Linked DNA regions of Homo sapiens: regions 1, 3 and 4 are each linked to region 2. Evidence: chromatin contacts called from ENCODE Hi-C or POLR2A ChIA-PET data. All regions are on one chromosome and are shown on one strand. The core of a region is the stretch at or near the end of the contact, and the rest is flanking DNA. Distances in the headings are between cores, read along the strand shown.

Region 1 (5,168 bases), core at 2,585-5,084, 380 kb after region 2:
TGATCTCTAAATTAGTATCTGGAGGGGGAAGCAAAAAGGTAAAGTGCTTACAACTCAAAGAAGCTTGGAAATCACACCTTAGTTGGTATCCTTGGTCATACACAACAGCTTGGAATAAGAATAAGGAACCTTTACCTTAGTTATGGCTTTGTCTTGCAATTGTAAAGCCACTTTTCATTTGTATCAATTACGGGCATATTTTCATGATTATTCACAAAATTGTTTGTCAGAATTTCTGGGCATATGGTTAATTTACTTACGAATAAAACCTCCTGGCCAGGTGTGGTGGCTTACATCTGTAATCCCAGCACTTTGGGAGGCTGAGGCAGGAGGATTGCTTCAGTCCAGGAGTTGGGGACCAGTCTGGCCAGCATACTGGGATCCCATTTCTGCAAAAAAATTAAAAGAATCAGGCGCACCTGTAGTGCCAGCTACCCAGGAGGCTGAAGTGGGAAGATCGCTTGAGCCCTGGAGGCTGAGGCTGCAGTGAGCCATGATCACACCACTACGCTCCAGCCTAGATGACAGAATGAGACCTTGGCTCAAAAAAAAAAAAAAAAAAAAAAAATCTGCGGAAAAATTTCCATTTTTTTTAACGTAAAAAAAATGCCTATATGAAGTCTTGCAGAATCCTTAAGAATGTGGCAGAATTAAGCCCTGGATAGGACTTCAAGAAACCTCAGGATCCCTCTCAAGAAAATCTTATTTTCTTATCAAATTATAACCACCATAGACATACATTAAATGTCATATTGGCAAAAAGTAGTGTTATTTCCTCTAGTCTCTGGGTCCCTACTTTATTTGTATCCCTAAAATCACTTTCAGAACCATAAGTTGTTTCCTGACTTGAGTCAGCAACTGAACTGCAAGAGGACTCTTAAAAGAGGAGGGGGGTGCACCAGTTGGCATTCTGTCTCAGCGTCAGACTCTTCACCTTAGAACATGAAAACTTTCTCTGCACTAGGTAGATAGGTATCAGCTGAACTGGGCGGTGCCCTTTTCATTTTTTCCCCTCACTGCTTTTTACTTTCCCATCTCCTTGTACCTCACATGTGTACAGTAGCCATAATGAAGGCCATGTAGATACGACATGAAAGAGCCAGGAGGGAGCTCAGGCCAGCTTCCCAAGCTATTCATTAGCAATTATCCTATGTTGAAATACTACCCACATAAACATTTCTTCATTAGCAAATAAACTAGTTTGACTCTTGGGGTATAGAAATCTTGACGTGAATGCTAACGAGACTCAAGCTAAGCACTGGTTTCAGTGAAATCCCACGAGTTTAAAAAAACATGTATTTCAATTTATGCATACTTTTTCAGAAATGTTAATGGGTAAAGCAAGAAATACCAATCATAAGTGAGAACTTGCTCAGCTACTCTGGTAAGAATCAAAAAAGCATGTCCTAGGAATGCTTTGGAACAAGATAGTATGATAGAGAAATTCAGATTTCTAAGGATAGATCCACTATTCATTTTTATTAATTATGGAATAATTTCCATTGTTCATCTTGATGACAGAAATAGAAGGGTAAAAAGGATAAATATAAGCTTGACAGAATTAAAGCACATCAGTATTTCATTTGGGTTGTCTTTATTTGGTTGGTCACCTGGTAATCATAACTCCTGAATCACCACACTGAAAAGTACTTATTAAGTACCTATAATTATGGGTTGTGCTATATGATGCACATTTAAAATTTATTAAACAAGAAGAGTCCATGCTATCTCAAAATGACTGATTATCTAATAATAAAACAGTATAGTGTTACCATTATACCCAAGTATGGAGGCCTGCCAGTATACAAAGTATTACCACAGAACCATTAGGAAAGCAATCTATCCACATTAAAAACTAAGTGGGCTAGTGGCAAACCATTATTCATCTTGAATATAATTGAACTTTACCGGAGAGATGCCAGAAAGGAAAGGCAATTTTAATTCATTTAAATTGTCCTGTTCATTAAAGAAAATCTTACCTTCTTCTAAGCAATATGGAAAACAAATAGTACATTCAACCATAAATGACAACTCAGTTAAAGAGGTAATTATTAATGCTTAGGCAACTTCCACTTATAGCAGATGCTTAGGTTTAATTCCAAACTAACCCCAAGGATTTGAATTTCACTACAGTAAAAGATTTCTGTGCATGCAATGAAAAACTTACTTTGATCACAGCACTCAAACCGATTCCCATTAACTACCTGTGACCCTGATATAGCTTATACAATTATTTTGTGTTTACCTACCTGCTTGACCACAGCCATGACAATGTTGGATAGTCTTGACCAGTGTAGCATGAAGCTGTGTGACTGTGAGTGACTATTGTCATCGGTTCCCTATTCTCTTTTCTGTCGAAGGAGGAAATTGGGCTCCACCTCTAAGGTTCCTTGCTTGCAATTATCAAGTTCTATGATTCTGTACTGACTGACTTCATTGCCTTAGCTGTTGAATTGCTTTGTAAAGAGAGCTCTTGTGGAAAAGTGAATGGCCCTTGCTGGGAAGTGAGCAGTGCATTAGGATTAATTCTCATTTTAGAAGTTAGGAAATTGGAGAAAAAATACATAGGGAAGATTTTTTGTTCTTTTCTTGGTTCTTGAGGCATTACTTTTCCCTTTATGGCTAGAATGATAGGATTGTATGAAGATATTCATTTAACTTGGTTTATGATTGCAAGTAATACAGTTAATACAACCATAATCAGAATCTCAATTATGTTGAATGGGTAAGATAAATAATGGTAATTTTAAGGAAATGTCTTCCATGGTATATGTATAATTAATTTCTGTTCTCAAAGAAGCAAAGAGGGTTTGGATGAAAGCTTCCCAGGCTCAGAAAATATGACAGTAGAAACATGAAGATGGGAAATTCTTCTTCATCTTTTCACAGTTACACAATGTTCTACACATTATGCAATGATTATGTAATTCAACAGGACAGCTTAAGGAATTTTTACAGCTTATAAGATAACACTTCAAGTACCCCTTTTTCTTCTGAAAGTTTACCACAAGAACAGGAAAATCTAGGGCTACTTTACCTCTAAGCCTGTTTATTTATGAAATAAAGATAATACTTTACCTGCACCATGAGGATTAAATGGTAAAGCTTTTTGGCATTATGTCTACCCATAGGAATCACTCTATAAATCATAATGTGATTATTGTCACTTATTACCTTTATAAATTAGAAAAAAAGTATATACTTTTTCAGATTACTATCACCTACATTAACTTGGTAGAACTTTATTTTTCTTTAGTCTTTGCTTATATGTGCATAAACAGAAACAGTGATTGTGACTCTTAAGTAATTTAATTCCATGCCCTTGTAATTTCCAGAGGAGAAATAAAGCAATATATAATTTATGGCCAAAAGTACTTTCTTCCTGAAATGTCCAATAGTTAAAGTTTCCACAAAATTGTTTCACTGAAGTATAGAAATAATCAATGTCTTTCTGGGGGAAGAAAATGTATCATAATATTTTTCTGAATATTTGACTCTTTAGTTATTAATGTATTACGGGGAAAGTACAACTTTCTGTTAGTGTTTGCTGCCTGTTTACTGTACACAGATGCCTGATTATTTTCCCCATCAGAAAATTTGATAGGACAAGACCACGTTCATTCAACAGATATTTATTAAGCACCTACTGTGTTCCAGGTCTTGTGGGCCCAAGAGAAGAGTCTGTAAACCTCAGTGAAAGTGATTTATTCAACATTTACTTATGGGTTGATTTCTGGAATCATTGCTTTATTTGGTGGTATTCACTAAGTAGGTCACTTGCATTCATTTACATAGGAAAGCTGCTTGTGTAAATAGCAAGGTCCCTTATGAGTCAGCATTACATGTCAGCATAAAGGGAGAAAACACGAAGCATTTTACAAATAATACTCTTTAGGTGAACACATTTTGCTTTTGATATTATGTTTTGTAACTTATTTCTCAACCCTTTCCTTATTGATCTAATTGAATAGGGAAGACCCATTTTAAGAGAAACATTGCTTTCTCAGGAAACATGCTCAACTGTTTTAAATTATTTATAAGGTTTCTGTTGCTTTCAGTCGAATCATAGTTCTATTATAGAAGTTTGTGGATTTTTGCTTTTGAATTTATCTTTTGGCATTATCAGTACTGTTGTCAGAGGCATTTGTACCAGAGTGACTTTATCTTGAATAGGGGCTAAGTAAAATGAGGCTGAGACCTACTGGGCTGCATTCCCAGGAGGTAAGGAATTCTTAGTCACAGGATGACATAGGAGGTTGGCACAAGATACGGGTCACAAAGACCCTGCTGATAAAACAGGATATAGTTAAGAAGCTGGCCAAAACCCACCCAAACCAAGATGGTAACACAAGTGACCTCTGATCATCCTCACTGCTTATTATATGCTAATTATAATGCATTAGCATGCTAAAAGACACTCCCACCAACACCATGACAGTTCACAAATGCCATGGTACAGTATACAGTCTAAAAAGGGAAGGAACCCTCAGTTCTGTTCCTGGGGAAATCCCCGCCCCTTTCCCCGGAGCACTCATGAATAATCTACCCCTCGTTTAGCATGTAATTAAAAAACCCATAAAAGTAGCCAGCCAGCAGTCCTCAGGGCTGCCTATGGAATAACCATTCTTTTATTCTTTTGCCTTTTGAGATGGAGTCTCAAAAATCTCAGCTCATTGCAACCTCTGCCTTCTGGTTTCAAGCAATTCTGCCTCAGCCTCCCAAGTAGCTAAGATTACAGGTGCCCACCACCATGCCTGGCTAAATTTTGTATTTTTAACAGAGAGGGAGTTTTACCATGTTGGCCAGTCTGGTCTCAAACTCCTGGCCTAAAGTGATCCACCCACCTCTGCCTCCCAAAGTGCTGGGATAACAGGTGTGAGCCACCACACCCACCCAAGATAAAATTTTAAATGGCTATCTTGTTCCAAGACACAACCTTGTCACCAAATAGTTCCAATAAAAACACTTCTTTTTAAAATTCATGTATGTATCTAAATTGGCTCAACAAACTCTAAAGAATAAAATTATTTCTCTCAGTGAAAAGACTACTTTTTGTACTTCAATGCTATGTTGTTGAAATTTCAGTCCTAGAGCCTACAAAGGAAATATATCTATCCTGACATGATACTTAATATGTTGGTTAAACTACTGGAAGACCTGATTTGTCA
Region 2 (5,681 bases), core at 23-2,522:
TATGTTTATTTTAGAGAATGCCCCCGTGCTTAAGAAATATGCTCTGATGTTAAGGGGTAAAGGGAGAGGATGTTTCCATGTGCTCTGGAAAGGAAGGGGAAGGGGTACAGGCTAAAACGTAAACAATTGGTGAATCTAGGTTAAGTATTTCTAGGAATTCCTAGTACCGTTCTTATAACTTTCCTATGAGTCTGAAATTATGTCACAATAAAGTTACCCAAGAAAAGCCTCAGTTAAGAATTCATTCTGCAATAGAACAATCATTGATTAGTTTTGTGACATTAACAGTTTAGTCAATTGAAGTTTCTAAACATCTTGCAGATTGTAGTTAATTGCAAGTATATCAGACTCTAAAAAAGCCTGTACACTTTCCCAGAGTTTGAAAGTTTTATAAGATCCACCAAGCTCCAACCCCATGTTTAGTCAGCTGCCTTTTCCTTCTGAATTCTTCTGACTTCTGATGTCTTCCAGAGGCAGGGGAAAAGGAAAAGTCACTCCTTGCAAGAATGTCTCCTCTGAGTCACACCTCAGAAATAGGCCAGCTAACTAATTTGAGAAGATGAGTGTGTGTGAGTGTGCGTGCGTGCATGCGCGCACCACACACATCTTCGTGTGTGGGAGGTGAGAGGAAGGAGGAAGTGGAATTACACTTTCCTAAGCTATAGCCATGGGGTATGTTTTCAAATACTCTATTTTACTCTTGGCTGGATGCCAGAATATGAATATATATATATATAATATAATATATATATAAAATATAATATAATATATATAATATATATTCCTAAGATCCCAGGAAAGAAAATAATTTTCAATCCTTTTCTCACCTTCTCTCTTTAAAAGACATTCTGCTTGATTGTAGGCAAAAACTACCTTCCTAAACTAGCGTATTCCTGAGCTTGCCAACGGACATGGAACAGAACAGTGTGGGAGATTTCTCTGTGCGGTGTGTTTGGCCCAGCTCAGTGGTCCTCTCAGCAAATGTCAGTCACAGCAAGTCTAACTCAATCACAGTGACCCAGATATAGATACAGTGACATTCATCAACCCGAAGAGCTATATAATGTTTATTTTCTTTTTCTTTTTTAAAGTTCAGAGCCAATATGATTTTATGGGGAAAACCCTTTTCTAAGAGCAAACATTCTTACATTCTAATCCACTTCAGCTACTAAAGTGTGATCTTGACCAAGTCACAAAACCCCAGACTTTTAGTGTCCTCATCTGTAAAACCTGGTCACCAGAGCATGTATAGCCTCCTCACAGCGTTATGGGGAAGTGAGAAGGCGTAGATTACATGTAGTAATACATTTGAAACTCCCTTAAAATTTACATAATGTGGTTAGGATATACCTCATTCTACATCTTATAAATCTAGAATGCTAGTGCTTTCTGACATAGCACTTTCACAATCTGAAATATTTCAAATCCTTTCATTTGACTGCAATATATACTGGAACAAAATTACTTGGTGTATATACACTATAGGCAATGTAAGCATTTTTAAAATGGTAACCTGTTCTTTTTCTCATGAACTTCAGAATAACTCAAAAGCTCCTTTTTATATATCCTAAATTCCATCAGTTGGCCCTAAACTTTTCTAAGTGTGTGCAAAGTTGAAAACAAGGAATAAGAGATAACAATACAAAACAATTCTAGATCACAACTTCTTTGGGAAGATTTTATTCAGTGATTAAAATCAGATGACTTGTCTTGCAAATTAAGAGAAAAAGGCTGACTAATAGCACAATATGTTCAGGAGTGACTTGTGGGTACGTCCTGAATAATTATCGCGCCAGGCAAATGTGTTGGAGTAAACCACCTTCCCACAAGGGCCTCCCTATGCCACATTAATAAGTCACTTACTAGACCTAGCACAATAAAATGATAGTCTATGCAATTTAGTCGTTTCCAAAAGGGAAGAGCATTTCTCTGGCATCTCTGAGTGGATCAGATCAAGGTGACTTTAAGAAAACTGAGGGAGAAGGGGCGATGGCACAAGTTATGGCTTGGATCACTCTGAATTGACTCTAAAAAAAAAACCAAAAAAGGTACCTAATTATCTCATAAATCATCTGGCATGCTGTTTCCAGTGAAGACTCTCTGGCTGTGCTGAGCAATTTTATAAGTTGAACCAGCAAAATAAACAGCAAGTTTTGGGTGAAATCCTTAAACACAGAGCTTCTGATTCGGGACAGGTAGTCACAATTGCTAGGGGTCTATATAGACTAAATAAAGGGTTCCAGAATTACATAGAGGAGCAGCTTGGTGAAAAACAACCCCTCTAGATTGTTCAGACCTCTATGTATTTTTATGGTGGTTTGAATGAACCAGTTAGTTATTTAACTTTATTTTCCAATTTTTTTTTTCTATGTAGAAGATATTCAAGGTCAAGTAAAATTTCTTTTTGTTTTCTTGCTTCCAAAATAAAAGAAATTTACTTAGCCTCCTGCAACAAGTAAACAAGACCAAAAAGAAAATGTATTCTTTTTTTGTTTGTTTGAGATGGAGTCTCACTCTGTCACCCAGGCTAGAGTGCAGTGGCGCGATCTTGACTCACTACAACCTCCGCCTCCTGGGTTCAAGCAATTCTCCTGCCTCAGCCTCCAGAGTAGCTGGGATTACAGGCATGTGCCACTACCCCCGGCTAATTTTTGTATTTTTAGTAGAGGCGGGGTTTCACCATGTTAGCCAGGCTGCTCTCGAACTCCTGACCTCAGGTGATCCGCCCACCTCAGCCTTCCAAAATGCTGGGATTACAGGCATGAGCCACCTCGCCCAACCTAAAATCTATTCTTTATTGACATTTTTATTGACAATGGGATAATAGCTCAGCATACTAATCTAAGAATATAATGAACAAACTGACATACGACAAAAATTTCAAGATCAAAACTACATGTGCTTGAGTATACATACACATCCATGCAGGTAAGAATACATTACACACACACACTTAATGATGATTATCTCACCGATGTTTCCACTCAACTCCTAAATCTTTATTACAAGCTCTAACCTTGTGCTTCAGACATACTTATGCAAGTGCCTACTAGTCATCTCTTCCTAGATGTCTGACAAGCCATCAACACATCTGACACTGAACTTACGACCTTCCCTTCTAACCTGGCTACTTCCCACCTATTTCCAATATCAATTGAGGTGAAGGCTAGCTGGGGTATCCTAGACCCATAACTTTAACTCACCCTTCCTCATAGTCAAGCAATCGTCAAATCTTGACTACTTTACCTCCAAACTATTTTCTCTACTGTGCCCTCTCTTCTCTATCCTGAAATCACGTTTCCTATCTGATCCTTATCTTCTCTTTCCTGGATTGCTGCAATATCTTTCATATATCCAAGTGGATGGTTGAGTTAACTCTTTCTTTTGCCATCTGTATCCAAAAAGTCATGGGGTAATTTCTCCTTCATAATGCCTATCATGGCTATTTTTCCTTTTCCTCCGTAAGGGTTTTCCTCAGTGATATCTAGCTAGCCTGTTCATATAAACTTCCCCTACAAACTAATTTTCTTGTCCCCACTCTGCTTTTCTGACTTGGTGCCTTTCCTTTTTGCCTGCTTTTAGTTTCTCACTTGTCTCTGCTGCTGAACTCCCACCAGAACATCAAAATTCAGCTTAAATCCTACTAGCGCTACGAAGAACACCTTGGCAGCCCAAACTAGAAATGATCTCTAAAATTCCGGTTGTACTTCCTGTCAATTCCACTGTTTCTCTGCCTTTAAACTACGGAGATTGCATTCCTAAGTACAAATATATATACATACACATATAAACTCTTCCCTTCCACAGGGTAGGCAGAAAAGGAACCAAGGGAAAATTTTCACCCTAAGTGGGAATGTAGAGATGTTATTGGTGGAAGTTAGGCTCGTTTATGGGAGAGAAGCTGTGGTAATGCAATGTGTCCCAGCATTTGCCAGAGGATACTAGTCATGTGAGAGCTTATATGATAATATTTTCATTTATTCCATTTGAGAATATTTGAGTGCTCACTGTGTGCCAAACAGTAAAGGAAAGACATATATCCCTACTCTTAGGAACCCCACAGAAGAATCCATAGTCACAGAGAGTTGGGAAACTACATAGAGGACATTATCATATAAAAGCCTCTGAAAACCCTGTAATCCCAGCTACTCGGAAAGCTGAGGTGGGAGGATCACTTGAACTCATGAACTCATGAGTTCAAGCCAGGAGTTCTACCCCAGCCTGGATCTCATCTCTTTAAAAAAAAAAAAGTCTCTGAAAAGTTCCATAATTAAAAACAAAATCCAAAACAGATCATTTTGTATTTAGTATTATTGCACAAACTGATTTAGCCACAGAATCTCTCCCCTGCTATTTTTCTGGTAATATCTACTAAGATCCCCATGCAACTAGAATTCTGCAGTACATACTTTGGGAAGTGCTAAGTAAGCATAATCCAAATGCTGACAAGGAAAAGCCAAATCTTGGAGAGAAGAAAATATATACTTTGGAGTTTGAGTAGAGGGAAACTCTTTTAGGGAAGGGAACAGCTGGAAATCCTACGTAACACGGTGAGAAAATGGGAAGAAGGAGGGTGTGGTCAGAGAAACATTCCAAAGGTTCCAATCCTTCCAAGTGGTTTTCCTCAGACCCTGAAGAATAGACTAGCGAGTAGGAAGAGGTAGATCGATAAAGGAAAAGCGACTGGATGTTTCTCAAACTTTCTCCTTCCACGCCCCACTACAACTCTGTCCCCAGAAAGACAATGTGGAATTCTAAATTTTGTCCCCTTTCTTCCCCATGTCTCAATCTTGAGAGAAAGCAACTTGGGTAGCTGTGAAGTTTGTGAAGCTCAAAGTCCTGATTGTATTTGCAGAAATTAAGTAATTTTGGTTACTACTGAGTGCAATCCTGTTTAGTTTGCATTGTGGTTGTCACATTAATATCCCTAACTACTAATACTCAATCCTGGAGTTACATTTTACGTTAAGGTCAGAAAATATAATTTTGACTCCGTACTTCAAATGTATTACTATGATGACGTTTAAAATGATACAAACGTCACATATGACGAAGCTCACTCTATAGTATGAAAGAAAGGCACTGCCCCCAGTGAACTCCCTCTGGTGGCCCTTATATGGAGCCTGTGGATGAGAACTCCTAGAGGCTGCATTGCCAAAATATTACTCACAGGCTAGAAAAAAAAGCATGATGCACTTTTCTCATATGCTTGAAATATTTCAGACAAGGATAACAAAAAGTATTCCATTTAGCCTAAATGAGGTTATTGAGCTGACGCCAGATCTGTTCCAAAACCATGTGTGTGCAGTACAGAACTGGCAGCATCTTTTGTAATGTGAGAGCTTCAACTGCTCCCAATGAAACATACAAACTTGGGAACACCAATCCTCAGTGAGAACTGAACTGAGCATCAGCCTTCCTCACCGATGTTGCCATCATTTCGTAATCTCCAATCAAAAGTTAAGTCAACTGAGCTTCAGAAGGGCAGCTCTCTGGTATATATTTTATGGCAAAATTAACTGGTACACTAAAATAACTCAAAGAGTGAGAGTATTTGTGTATATAATGCTTTTTTTAGACTTATAAAGTACATAATAGAAACTTATTAATGGAGACTACATAGTTCCAATTTTTGGCCTTCCTAATATGTGTAAAATTTTATTTTATTATTTTATAAATAT
Region 3 (5,578 bases), core at 928-3,427, 490 kb after region 2:
TGTCCAAGTGTTCTCATTGTTCAATTCCCACCTATGAGTAAGAACATGCAGTGTTTGGTTTTTTGTCCTTGTGATAGTTTGCTGAGAATGATGGCTTCCAGCTTCATCCATGTCCCTACAAAGGACATGAACTCATCATTTTTTATGGTTGCATAGTATTCCATGGTGTATATGTGCCACATTTTCTTAATCCAGTCTATCATTGTTGGACATTTGGGTTGGTTCCAAGTCTTTGCTATTGTGAATAGTGCTGCAATAAACATACGTGTGCATGTGTCTTTATAGAAGCATGATTTATATTCCTTTGGGTATATACCCAGTAATGGGATGGCTGGGTCAAATGGTATTTCTAGTTCTAGATCCCTGAAGGAATCACCACACTATCTTCCACAGGGGTTGAACTAGTTTACAGTCCCACCAACAGTGTAAAAGTGTTCCTATTTGTCCATATCCTCTCCAGCACCTGTTGTTTCCTGACTTTAAAAATATGGAACGCTTCACGAATTTGCATGTCCTCCTTGCGCAGGGGCCATGCTAATCTTCTCTGTATCATTCCAATTTTAGTATATGTGCTGCCAAAGCGAGCACAGCCCTATACATTTTTAGGTTTAAGGGGACTTTCATGAATGTTGGAGAGATGAACTAGGTCCTACAACGCATGCCCATGCACGTGTTGTTTTCCTTTTTTGTTTCCGTTCTTTCTCTCTCTGTCTTTTTTTTTTTTTTTTTTTTTTTTTTTTTTAAAGAATCTTGCTTGGTTGCTAAGGATGAGGTACAGTGGTGTGATCATGGCTCATTGTAGCCTTGACCTCCTAGGGTCAAGCAATTCTTCCAGCTCAACCCACCAAGTAGCTTGGACCACAGGCTTGCATCACTATGATTGGTTAGTTCTTGTTTGCTTGTTTGTTTTTAATTTTTTTTTTGTGGAGAACAGTGTTTCGCTATGTTGCCCAGGCTGTCTCAAACTCCTGGCCTCAAGTGATCCTCCTGCCTTGGCCTCCCAGAGTGTTGGGATTACAGGCATGAGCCACCACACCCAGCCCCATGCAGGTGTTCTAAGCTCCTGAGAGAGGCTGGAAGCTTTCTTCCTGCTTTGAAGGAAAGGAGACTTCCCAAAGTTGGAGATTAATAAACAACCTCTAGGCAAACATTTAAAAGTTCAGATCCTAAAGATTCATACTTAACTCTTTTGTATAGACATCCTGTCATTGACATACATATTATATCAAATACAACAGTTTTGCTTTTTATATAAGAATAAACTATATCAGAAAAGTCATCCTTTCTTTCCCAACTACCCACCATTTTTTCTTTCTCAGCTACTGCCACCCTAACATTTAGGGCCTCTCTTCCTCTCAATTTTACATTACTGCAAGAACAGCCTTACTCATTCCTGGATCCCATGTTTCCTCCGCGCCATGCCTAAACACCAGTGCCACATTATTCTCCCTCCAGCACAACGATGATAAACCCATCATTGCACCACTTTACTCAAATGCTGCCAGTGGCTCCCTGTTGCCTAGAACTTTGCTGTCCAACTTCCTAGCCTTCGCCATTTGAGAGTATTGAGTACCTGAAATGCATCTAGTTCATATTAAGAAGTGCTGTGAGTATAAAACACACATTAGAGTTTGAAGACTTAGTACCAAAATAAAAAAGAATATTAAATATCTCAATAATTTTTACACTGATATTAAAATGTTAATATTTTGGATATATTTGAATACATAAAATATTATTGCTAAAATTCATTTCACCTGTTTCATTTTACAGTTGTAATGTGGTTAGTAGAAACTTTGGGACAACACTGACTGTCTGACCCTCAGCCAGTTTCACTGGAGAAGTGAAACCTCAGTGACTAACCCTCAGATTTTAGTCTTCCGCAGAGGTAACCCAACCCATCTGTTACAGGCTGAAATGTGTCCCTGCCCCTCCAATTCATATGTTGAGCCCTAACTCCCAAAGTGACTGTATTTGAAGAAAGCATCTACCAAGAGGAAAGTAAGGTTACATGGGGTCATAAGGGTGGGGTCCTAATCCAATAGCATCGGTGTCCTTAAAAGAAGAGGAAGAAGAAAACAAAAGAGGAAGAGAAACTAGAGCGTTCTCTTGCTCTCTGTCTCCCTTTCTCTCTCTCTCCACATCAAAGAGGGAAGGCCATATGAGAACACAGTGAGCAGGTGGCCATCTGCAAGCCAGGAAGAGATCCTTCACCCAAAACCAAATCAGCCAGCACCTTGATCTAGGACTTCGAGCCTCCAGAACCATGAGAGGATATATTTCTGTTGCTTAGGCCATCCAGTCTAGGATATTTTGTTATGGCATACACTACCTTATCAGCCTTAGTTTCTGTTCTTCCCCTCATATAACCTAAACTTAGTGCTCAACTAGGCTACTCTCTACCCTTAATGGCAGTCATGTGATCTGTTCATGCCTGGACTCCTCCCATCCCTTCACATTTCTGCAAATGAAATTACTTATCCCCCATGCTCCTTCCAAAATGACACTTCCTCCCTGAAATCTTTCCCAATACCTCAAACAAATATTTCTCCCAGTTCTGAACTTTCATTGTGGTTTTTACTTCTCTTATGATGTGCACTCTTCTTCATCACTGATCACAGTTATATTTCTTTTAGGTCACGTTTTCCTTGCAATCAAAGACTACCTTCCTCATCCTGATATTTCTCAGGGTTTCCAGTACTGTGGCCTTATTCTTAATAGGGGCCAATTAAATATTTAACACATTGAATTGCTATCCCAGATGGCCCAAACTGACTCTTTTATGAGTTCCTGATATAATTTCAATAAACTATCACCTTGAGAGAAAGAGAGAGCTTTTCCAAAGCAAAGACAAAGAAGTATGCTTGACCAAGAAACTCAACTACTCTTAATAATAATAAGGATAAAATTTTACATAGCACTTTTTATGTGCCAGACAAGGTTCGAAGTATTATAACTACATATATATATGGGGCGGGGAGAGAGAGTAAGAGTGAGCTGGGGGAGAGAGAATAGAGGAGCAAGCCCACTGCTTTCATGGAGTTTGAGGACTCCGTGCCAACCATGCAGGCAGGGTGAGCACACCCCATTGCGTGCTCGATACTGGAAGGAGATGAGTTAGTAACAGTGTGAGAAACCAGAGCCTAACGAGTTTAAACATCCAAGAAGAGATACCTTCCTTTCTCTTCAAAGGAAATTAAATATGAAATCAGCTTGTCTAAATTATCTATGGGCCTGCTTAATTAGAGCAGTGACATTTTCCTGACTGACAGCCAAATATGTGCTTAAAAGAGTGTTTACAGATGTCTGTGGATTCCACAAAACTAATCCAATAAAGGTCTGATTTAAATCAACCAGATTCAAAAGATTGATAGTTATGATTGATATTTCATCTTTAACCTTAGCAAGTGGGAGAAAGCAGTATCATTTGAGCTTCTTATCAGTTTCTTAGGTTTTCAGAAGGAGGGAAAGAAAATACTGAAAGAGAAGTTTTAAAGCGCTGTAAAACTTCAGATAATCACTTCACCGTGCCTCAGACGGCTTCAGGCAGGTTTTCACTTGTACGTGATGCGATGCTACTGACACCTGGAAACGTATGAGACATCCACGACGCGAACTCCCAATCCAACGTGCCACACCCAGACCTTGCCAGAGGACGGGGATTACGAAAGAGGGTTGAATCATTCTTTACTTGTATTTCAACGTCAGTGGCTTGACTCTCCCACCTATTGAACTTATCAAGAAATGTGAGAGGAGCCCTTTGACAAGCCACACCTCCTTTTCTTTATACACACAGCAGTGACTTCCAACAAACTGTCATCAGCTCTGCAGTTCACCACATTTCTCTTACCAAATTCACTGACAAGTAAATGCTGTCCAACTCCCCCCATGATGGCTCAAGGTGGGAAGTATTGATGAGACACTGGTGTCACTCAAACCCCAGAAAGAATTAGAAAGGCAGAGGAGTAAACAGCCTCCAAAGGGGCTTGAAGCTGACTAGGGCAGTAATAACACAAGGGCACAAACTTGACTGTTCACCAAGAATGGAAATACGTCAGTTTGAGCAGGTCGCACAACTCTTTAAATCTTGACATGTGTGTCACCCCAATTATATCCTGTCTTCCCTCTGCTCATGCACCCACATTGTTTCCCGATTTCTGAGGCCTGCCTCTGCCCTCCTCCCCAGCACATGTGTCCTCTTACCAAGACAGTGAATCCCATCTCCTTGGTAGCCTTCTGAGCACCGGCAGACATAACCACCTTCGGTGTTGATGCACTTGGAGGAGGCAGGGGGGCACACTGGGACACCCATCTCACATTCATCTATATCTGTGGGCAAAATTATGAACTAGTGCAATATTTAGGCAATCCTGATATAAATGGGACTAGTTGGAAAGAATAAGCATAATCGTATATTCAATTCTTATTCAGTCCTTTACAGGTGCTGTTGCCAACATCAGGCACGCCCTGCATCTTGGACATAAAGTTCACAAGTTACTGCTGAATTAGTCTTTACAGAGTTCCCACCTATCCGATTAGGCAAATATGTAAATAAATCACTTTCTGCCAGAGTTTCAGACCATAAGGACTGAGATCTTTCCAGCAATCGTTAAATTATAATTTTGAGGCTATTAATATAAAATAGGAACCCATCCATTAATCTATTCATTTGACTAAAACTTATGACCTAAGCTTCTGGGGTAAAAAAAAAAAAAAAAAAGTTGTGTTTTCATTGGAATTGGTGAAGTCATAAACTTGACTTGAACTCAAATTCATGCTTCTAAAGCTAATTATAAATTCTTCCCCTTAATGACAACTGCATATATTGTGTAACCATAAATTTTACTATAAACTCAATGTATTTGTGTAAATATATTTATATGTCTCATTTTCTATGCATGTCATTCAATTTTTTTTTTTAGCTAACATCAAATAACTTATTCAAATCTGCTGATTACATAAATCCTTCTGGAGTTTTTGAGTCAGAAAGAGCAGAAAAAATGTTTCTGGTTCAGTATTGTCCAAATATGTGAATTTGCCCTTTTCTCTTACCAGAACATAGTTTTCCATCCCCAGCAAATCCTTTCAAACACTGACATGTGGCATCCTCTCCCTCTGAAATACACCGAGCATACATGCTGCATCCCACAGGAGCACAGTCATCTTGATCTACAAATAGCAAGAATCCCGTGCAGTTATTTCTAGACCTTAGAGAAGAAAACGGACTTTAATCTTCTGGTTCTACAGAACAGTCCACCACTTCCTTTCCCAAGTTCTGGGACAGGTTAACCTCCAAATAGAAACGCTTAGTTGACCTATAAACTATACTGCATTAAAAGATCCATAGCTGGCTGGGTGCAGTGGTTCATGCTTGTAATCCCAGCACTTTGGGAAGCTGAGGATGGATTACTTGAGCCCAGGAGTTCGAGACCAGCCTGGGCAACATGGTGAAACTCTGTCTCTACTGAAAACTGGTGTATAGTCCCAGCTACTTGGGGGGCTGAGGTAGGAGAATCAGGAGGTTGATGCGGCCGTGAGACAAGATGGTGCCACTGCACTCCAGCCTGGGTGACAAAGT
Region 4 (5,381 bases), core at 192-2,691, 420 kb after region 2:
TAAAGGAGTTGAGGTTTTTATTCCAAGTGCAGAGAAAAACCACTGAAGGATTAAACAGGATCTATATCTGTAAAATGACAGTAATCCTCTGCAGGACAATTTCATACAGTGGAAAGAGTAACACCATTTGATGGAGTCTTTATACCTTTAGAGAAGCTACTTACAAAGACCCAACTTAATAGACAATTGCCAGGAATTAAACTTCATTATTTTGATACTGTAGAAAGTTGACCTTTAGTTCTAGTTGGCAGATGCGTGCTTTCTGGACAGGTTAGCCTAGTGGAATGATTTATTCTAGAGCAACTCTAAGATATTTTAAGTAAAAAACAGTGCCTCTGAGGAGAAAAGAAGGCTCCATTTCCCAATTCAACAGTTGTTCATTCATTGATCTCTCAGCTGACTTCTAGAGTAAGATGCTGCCCTTTTGGGCAGAAAAGGCTAGGCAGGTCCATCTTCCCCACATGGTCAGCCAGCTCTCCTTTCAGTCCCGGGCATGGTTCACACACTCTGGGACATACACTTAAGGGGCTCACTTCGTAATAGTGGCTGCTTGTTCCTATTGCCAAGTGCTTTCCCATGGCAGGTTGTGTTTCTTGAGCCTAATGTGTTCCAGAACTTCCTATTTCCTTACCAGTTCTCTGATTTAAAGAAATTGTTTATTTTTTCTTCACTTTTTCAACAATCTCACTTTTTCAACAGTCTTTATTGAGCACCTGTGCCTATGTGGAGATTAAACACATTGCGGGGCATTGAAGAACAGTGTTGGGGTGGTATTAGCACAACACTGGTTCTAGGGAGCTCAGGGAGTGAGCACTTATCTCTGCCTGAGTGGGCTTCCTGGAGGAGGTGACAGAGCTAAGCTTTTGAAGGAGTCTCATTCTGACATCTCTGAGAAAGATGGATCAGACAGTAGAAAGTGATTTGGAGACTGCTGGAGAAATCCAAGGAGGGCACAAAAAGCCTGGGCTGGCAAGGCGAGTCCAGAGGTAGAGGAAAAGTTTGCCTAAAGAGGTAAACAGGTTTTCAGGAAATAGAGCCAGTAGAACTTGGAGAATGATTGGGCACAGGGCAAATTTGAGATAATTCCAAGAGTTTGCAGCCACACCCATCTGCTCTCCAAGGAATAGTTCCCAAGCTGAAACTCAAAGGTCACCAGCATTCTTCATGAGATCCTGCTCTGAATCTGTTACCCTTTTTCATGACCTCTTTTTGGAACAGTGATGAAGAGGAAGTGGTATCATATATGGTTTCAGAATAAAGCCCTTGAGTCATTGTATTAGCTCTTGTTTACAGAACATTTTAAGATGCTTTCAAGGAAATACAAATAATATGATTCTTATGCCTATTTCCTGCCAGTGGCCAACCAGTCTTCTAAGTATGGTTGATGTGAGAAGTGAAACTATTTTCCTAAATGCTGTTTCTTTTCTCTTTTCATTATGAAGTATATTCGGTGCTCTTCGAACTGGTGCTTATATGGTGTACATTTTGATGACCAAAGGCCTGAAGCAGTCAGTTTGTGACCAGGGTTTTTACAATGGACCTGTCAGCAAATTCTGGGCTTATGCATTTGTGCTAAGCAAAGCACCCGAACTAGGTGAGTATCTTCTTCCATTTCCTCTCCCTCTCTTTGTAGCAACATATCCACAGTATTTATTTAGTGAGCAAAGAAACATTTTGAAGGTCCTATTTTGTTGGTTGCAAGAAAGTTACAATGAATGAATTTGAGTTCTTGCCTGACTTCTACTTTTTATTGTTCGCTCCCTCTTTCCTTTTAAATAATTTTACATTGTGCATATTAAGAGTAGATAGTTTATACTGAACATGCTGATTTTCGAGCTCTACTAAAAATATACCTCCACGGACTTATAAAATGTACAGAGACCCCTTTAAAAGGCCCACTGAGCTGAGCTAATATTAAAACATGGGGGAAGAAAAGAGCAACACAGCTATTTCCAAGTCCCATATCTGAGCATACTTTCATCTGTAGAGTTAGGATTCAGATTAGGAATTAAGCTTTTCATTTGGGGACCCTCCTGTTCTCATTAACAAATGCTGAGGGTTGGTCTCTGGTGGTGTTTGATTTTAATCATCAAGACTGGCCTTAGGGAAGGGGAATGTAATTTACCTTCCAGAAAGTAATAGAAAATACAGGCTGTATTTGTAGATTTCTATAATTTTTCCCTCAACCCTTGAATGGTCTTGAATGTAAGTGTGGCACAGGTTACCAGAAATAGTAAAGTCAAGGAGTTAATGTGGGCACAGTTTTCCAGGAAGATGTCTTTATTTACACAGAAAGAGATCTAGTGGTGACAATAAGCTCTGAGTACATCCATGAGTAATGCTAGCAAACTGGTACAGATTGTACAGGTACAAACTGGTAAGGCAAACCTGGTCACCTCTGGGGTTCTGGGTTTTTTTTCACCTGCAATTAAGAATTATACATATTTAGTTCAAAAGATATCAATTGCAATTTTTGCCATTGTTTTCAATGGCAAAACCGCAGTTAACTTTTGCACCAACCTAATATGTATTGTCCCCTCTCCTGTTTCTCCTAAAAAGGGAGTTTGGTGTTGTACTTTCCTTACAAACCACCTGCAATATAAGCTATGAGCAGTCTTCTGTAAGGTGCCCCTTGTTCACGCCCCGTGTCCATTCAGATAGAATGGGAACTGTCTGATTTGTGTGGGCCGGCAACCCAGCCACCTTCCACTGGAAGCCAGAAACCTGCTGTTTATAAGTAGATGACAATTGGTTTGAGCTACTGTCTTCCCAGGTCAAAAACAAGGGAAGAACAACAGAAGAAAATTTTTCCTGAAAACCTTTCCTAAGAGGGGCAGAGGTACAAAGATAGTCCAAAATAACTAGATAACTACCGCGTGCATGTGCATGCCTGCACCGCTCCCCCCCTCCAACAGACACACAAACGCCTACACACACGGATCATATGAAAACGGTCTCAGGGTAAAATGCATTAGTGTGGATTCATTCATTCATTCATTCAGTGCATTTATGTTAAGCACTGGCTGAAATAGAATGGCAACTTTATCTAAAAGGAATTTTACAATACAGATTTTATGAACCAGGCCCCAGGAGGTATTGGTACCACTAGGTATGAAGTCATAGGCTAGAGAAGTGGTTTTCACCCTGGATTTACAGACAATGCCTGCAAAATCTGAAGAGGTATTTCTGGGAATTTTAAAATTATATGAGAATATTTTAATTTGCTTTGATTCATAGAGTTTCTGAATCAGAGCACTTGTTCTCAAACTGGGGTTGATCTGAGAGTGTGAGCATGTATTCTTTACTCTTGGGGTTTTGTGATTTTTTTTTTTTTTTTTTTTTCCCTGAGACAGAGTCTTACTCTGTTGCCGAGGCTGGAGTGCAGTGGCGCGATCTCGGCTCACTGCAACCTCCGTGTCCCGGGTTCAAACAATTCTCGTGCCTCAGCCTTCCGAGTAGCTGGGATTACAGGTGTGTGCCACTACACCCGGCTAATTTTTGTATTTTTAGTAGAGACGGGGTTTCACCATGTTGGCCAGGCTGGACTTGAACTCCTGACCTCAGGTAATCAGCCCGCCTCGGCCTCCCAAAGTGCTAGTATTATAGGCATGAGCCACTGTGCCCGGCTGTGGCTTTTTTTCTTTAAAATAAAATTACACGTTATTAAAGTCTGAATTATTTTAGTTGAGAAATATATCCCTCTTTTATGCTATTTAATAACCTTATTAATCCCCTATCTTTTTTGACAAAGGCCTGACTACAACTACATAAATGTAGTAAATGCATGAAACGTGATTTCCCCTGAATGCTACCCCTGAACACTTCAACAGTTTCTACCTTTTACTACTTCCCCCTCAATTTTTTTTTTAATAAGAAATAATCATGCCAGTAGGATGCAAGTAGGAGACTAGACTATGGCTGGAGACTGGACTTCCGACCTTTAAGCCTCAGATCACAAAAAAGCAGCCTCAGTGTTTTCTTCTAGAAACGCCTTTTCCCTGCAAGGACTAATTGTGTTGTGTTCTGAGTTATATACAGCTGTATTTGAGGTACTTGAGAACAAACATAGTCCTTTCTACCTTTTGGAGGAATAATTTATTGAAATGCCACCTCAAGCTATCTGTAGTGATTAATTTCCTTTAAAGACATAATCAGACCTATGCTCTCTGTCCTCCTGACTTTTAGGATTCCTAGAGAAGACCTATTAGTGTAGCACCCAGAGGTATTCATATTTTCATCTTCTATCTTGGTTGTGTTGATGCTGATGATGTTAATATCACCTGTCTTAATTTAATCCAGGCCCAAATGTCCATTCCCCTCAGCCTCATAGCGGACATTGTAATTGAATACAGTGTTCCCTCTTGAGCCCCAAAGGAGCCATAATCCAGTCTCCTATTTGCAGTCAACAGGAGTGGTGTGCTGCTGGCATGATAATCCCTTTCCCTGGAAAGGGCTCATTCATCACAATAATTTGTAGTAGTCCTTTGTGGATTATCCAATAATCGATGCAGTTAAAATATGAGATTGAAGTGTTGGAAAAAATAATATTCTAATCTTGACATAGTTCTTTAATGAGGCTAATTAGTAACACAAATTCTTCATACAGTTTCAAACCCTTTATAGAGATAATTTTCATGTTCTGAATACTTTTTTTTTTTAACATTTTAAAATATGGGATATTGTTCTTCAAATACTCTGGAGCTCCTCTGACAATGGCCATTCAGAGGTAAACCGCTGACTCAAAACAGGTCCAAAATCAGTGCAAGTGTCTCCAAGACAAGCAGATCTAGGTCTTTATGTAGTCAACATGTTTGCCTGGATGACTTTTTTTTCCCATGCATTTTGGAGGTTAAATTTCTTTCCAGTTTTTGCAGTTGGAAAATCTTGTCGCTACTATTTAATTAAGAGAGATTTACCCGTTTGGATTATTTAGAACTTTTCTTATTTTTAGGTCTCAAATTTTACCTTTCAATATTCTAAGATTCTGGACTCTTTATGAGCACCAAAAGGAAAAGATCTAGTGAGAAAAAAACAGTTCTTCCATGTATAGTACTGAAACTGTATCCCCCCCCCCAGCTCCCACAAACTCAAACTCTTGTTTTAAATTGCAGTAAAATATACATATTATTCAGATTGTTGAGCAACCATTACTCCATCAACTTCCAGAACTTTTGCATCTTCTCCAACTGAAATGCTACTCATTCCACACTAACTCCCCCTTCACTAAACTCTTAATAAATAGCAAGAAGACCTTTCTGTTTCAGCAGAAAACCGTGAGCTCATTTCAGTGAATTATGGGGTTGTAGGCCACTAGAACAAGTGAGAGGAAAAGAGCCACTAACCTGCTTTGTGTGCCAAATCTCTGAGCACCTACTATTTGG

The links. A loop is a pair of places that touch in the nucleus more often than their neighbours do. ChIA-PET counts read pairs that join two places held with the same protein, here RNA polymerase II (POLR2A). Pooled maps may share reads with other maps.
Region 1: a loop to region 2 is called in a pooled map, with 3 times the contacts of the local background. The contact joins two enhancer-like sites. A Hi-C loop is called at or near these places in 1 of 37 single-sample maps with no recorded cell type and 2 of 50 pooled maps. POLR2A ChIA-PET finds 5 or more read pairs at or near these places in 1 of 52 experiments (BJ).
Region 3: a loop to region 2 is called in a map with no recorded cell type, with 7 times the contacts of the local background. The contact joins two enhancer-like sites. A Hi-C loop is called at or near these places in 10 of 37 single-sample maps with no recorded cell type and 5 of 50 pooled maps. POLR2A ChIA-PET finds 5 or more read pairs at or near these places in 1 of 52 experiments (OCI-LY7).
Region 4: a map with no recorded cell type shows a loop between it and region 2 (8-fold over the local background). The contact joins two enhancer-like sites. A Hi-C loop is called at or near these places in 4 of 37 single-sample maps with no recorded cell type and 3 of 50 pooled maps. POLR2A ChIA-PET finds 5 or more read pairs at or near these places in 1 of 52 experiments (activated T-cell).

The regions. Positions count from the first base shown.
Region 1 is chr4:110,105,802-110,110,969 of GRCh38, reverse strand. The region is part of intron 1 of ELOVL6 (ELOVL fatty acid elongase 6); the gene reads left to right. Among named protein-coding and RNA genes, the nearest start is that of ELOVL6, 90 kb to the left of the region's middle. Within about 2 kb of position 3,834, at least 4 of the 41 ENCODE cell types and tissues checked have a DNase peak (open chromatin) inside an H3K27ac peak, as active enhancers do.
Region 2 is chr4:110,479,827-110,485,507 of GRCh38, reverse strand. The region is part of intron 1 of ENPEP (glutamyl aminopeptidase); the gene reads right to left. Among named protein-coding and RNA genes, the nearest start is that of ENPEP, 6.5 kb to the right of the region's middle. RefSeq lists an enhancer at 1,058-1,107. Within about 2 kb of position 1,272, at least 5 of the 41 ENCODE cell types and tissues checked have a DNase peak (open chromatin) inside an H3K27ac peak, as active enhancers do.
Region 3 is chr4:109,987,335-109,992,912 of GRCh38, reverse strand. It overlaps EGF (epidermal growth factor), which reads right to left. Exons shown (of 24, transcript NM_001963.6): 17 at 5,053-5,169; 18 at 4,204-4,329. It also overlaps the pseudogene RNU6-35P. Among named protein-coding and RNA genes, the nearest start is that of EGF, 77 kb to the right of the region's middle. RefSeq lists a silencer at 3,666-3,960 and an enhancer at 2,992-4,191. Within about 2 kb of position 2,177, at least 4 of the 41 ENCODE cell types and tissues checked have a DNase peak (open chromatin) inside an H3K27ac peak, as active enhancers do.
Region 4 is chr4:110,055,816-110,061,196 of GRCh38, reverse strand. ELOVL6 (ELOVL fatty acid elongase 6) reads left to right here. Exons shown (of 4, transcript NM_024090.3): 3 at 1,443-1,594. Among named protein-coding and RNA genes, the nearest start is that of ELOVL6, 140 kb to the left of the region's middle. RefSeq lists an enhancer at 5,326-5,381. Within about 2 kb of position 1,441, at least 4 of the 41 ENCODE cell types and tissues checked have a DNase peak (open chromatin) inside an H3K27ac peak, as active enhancers do.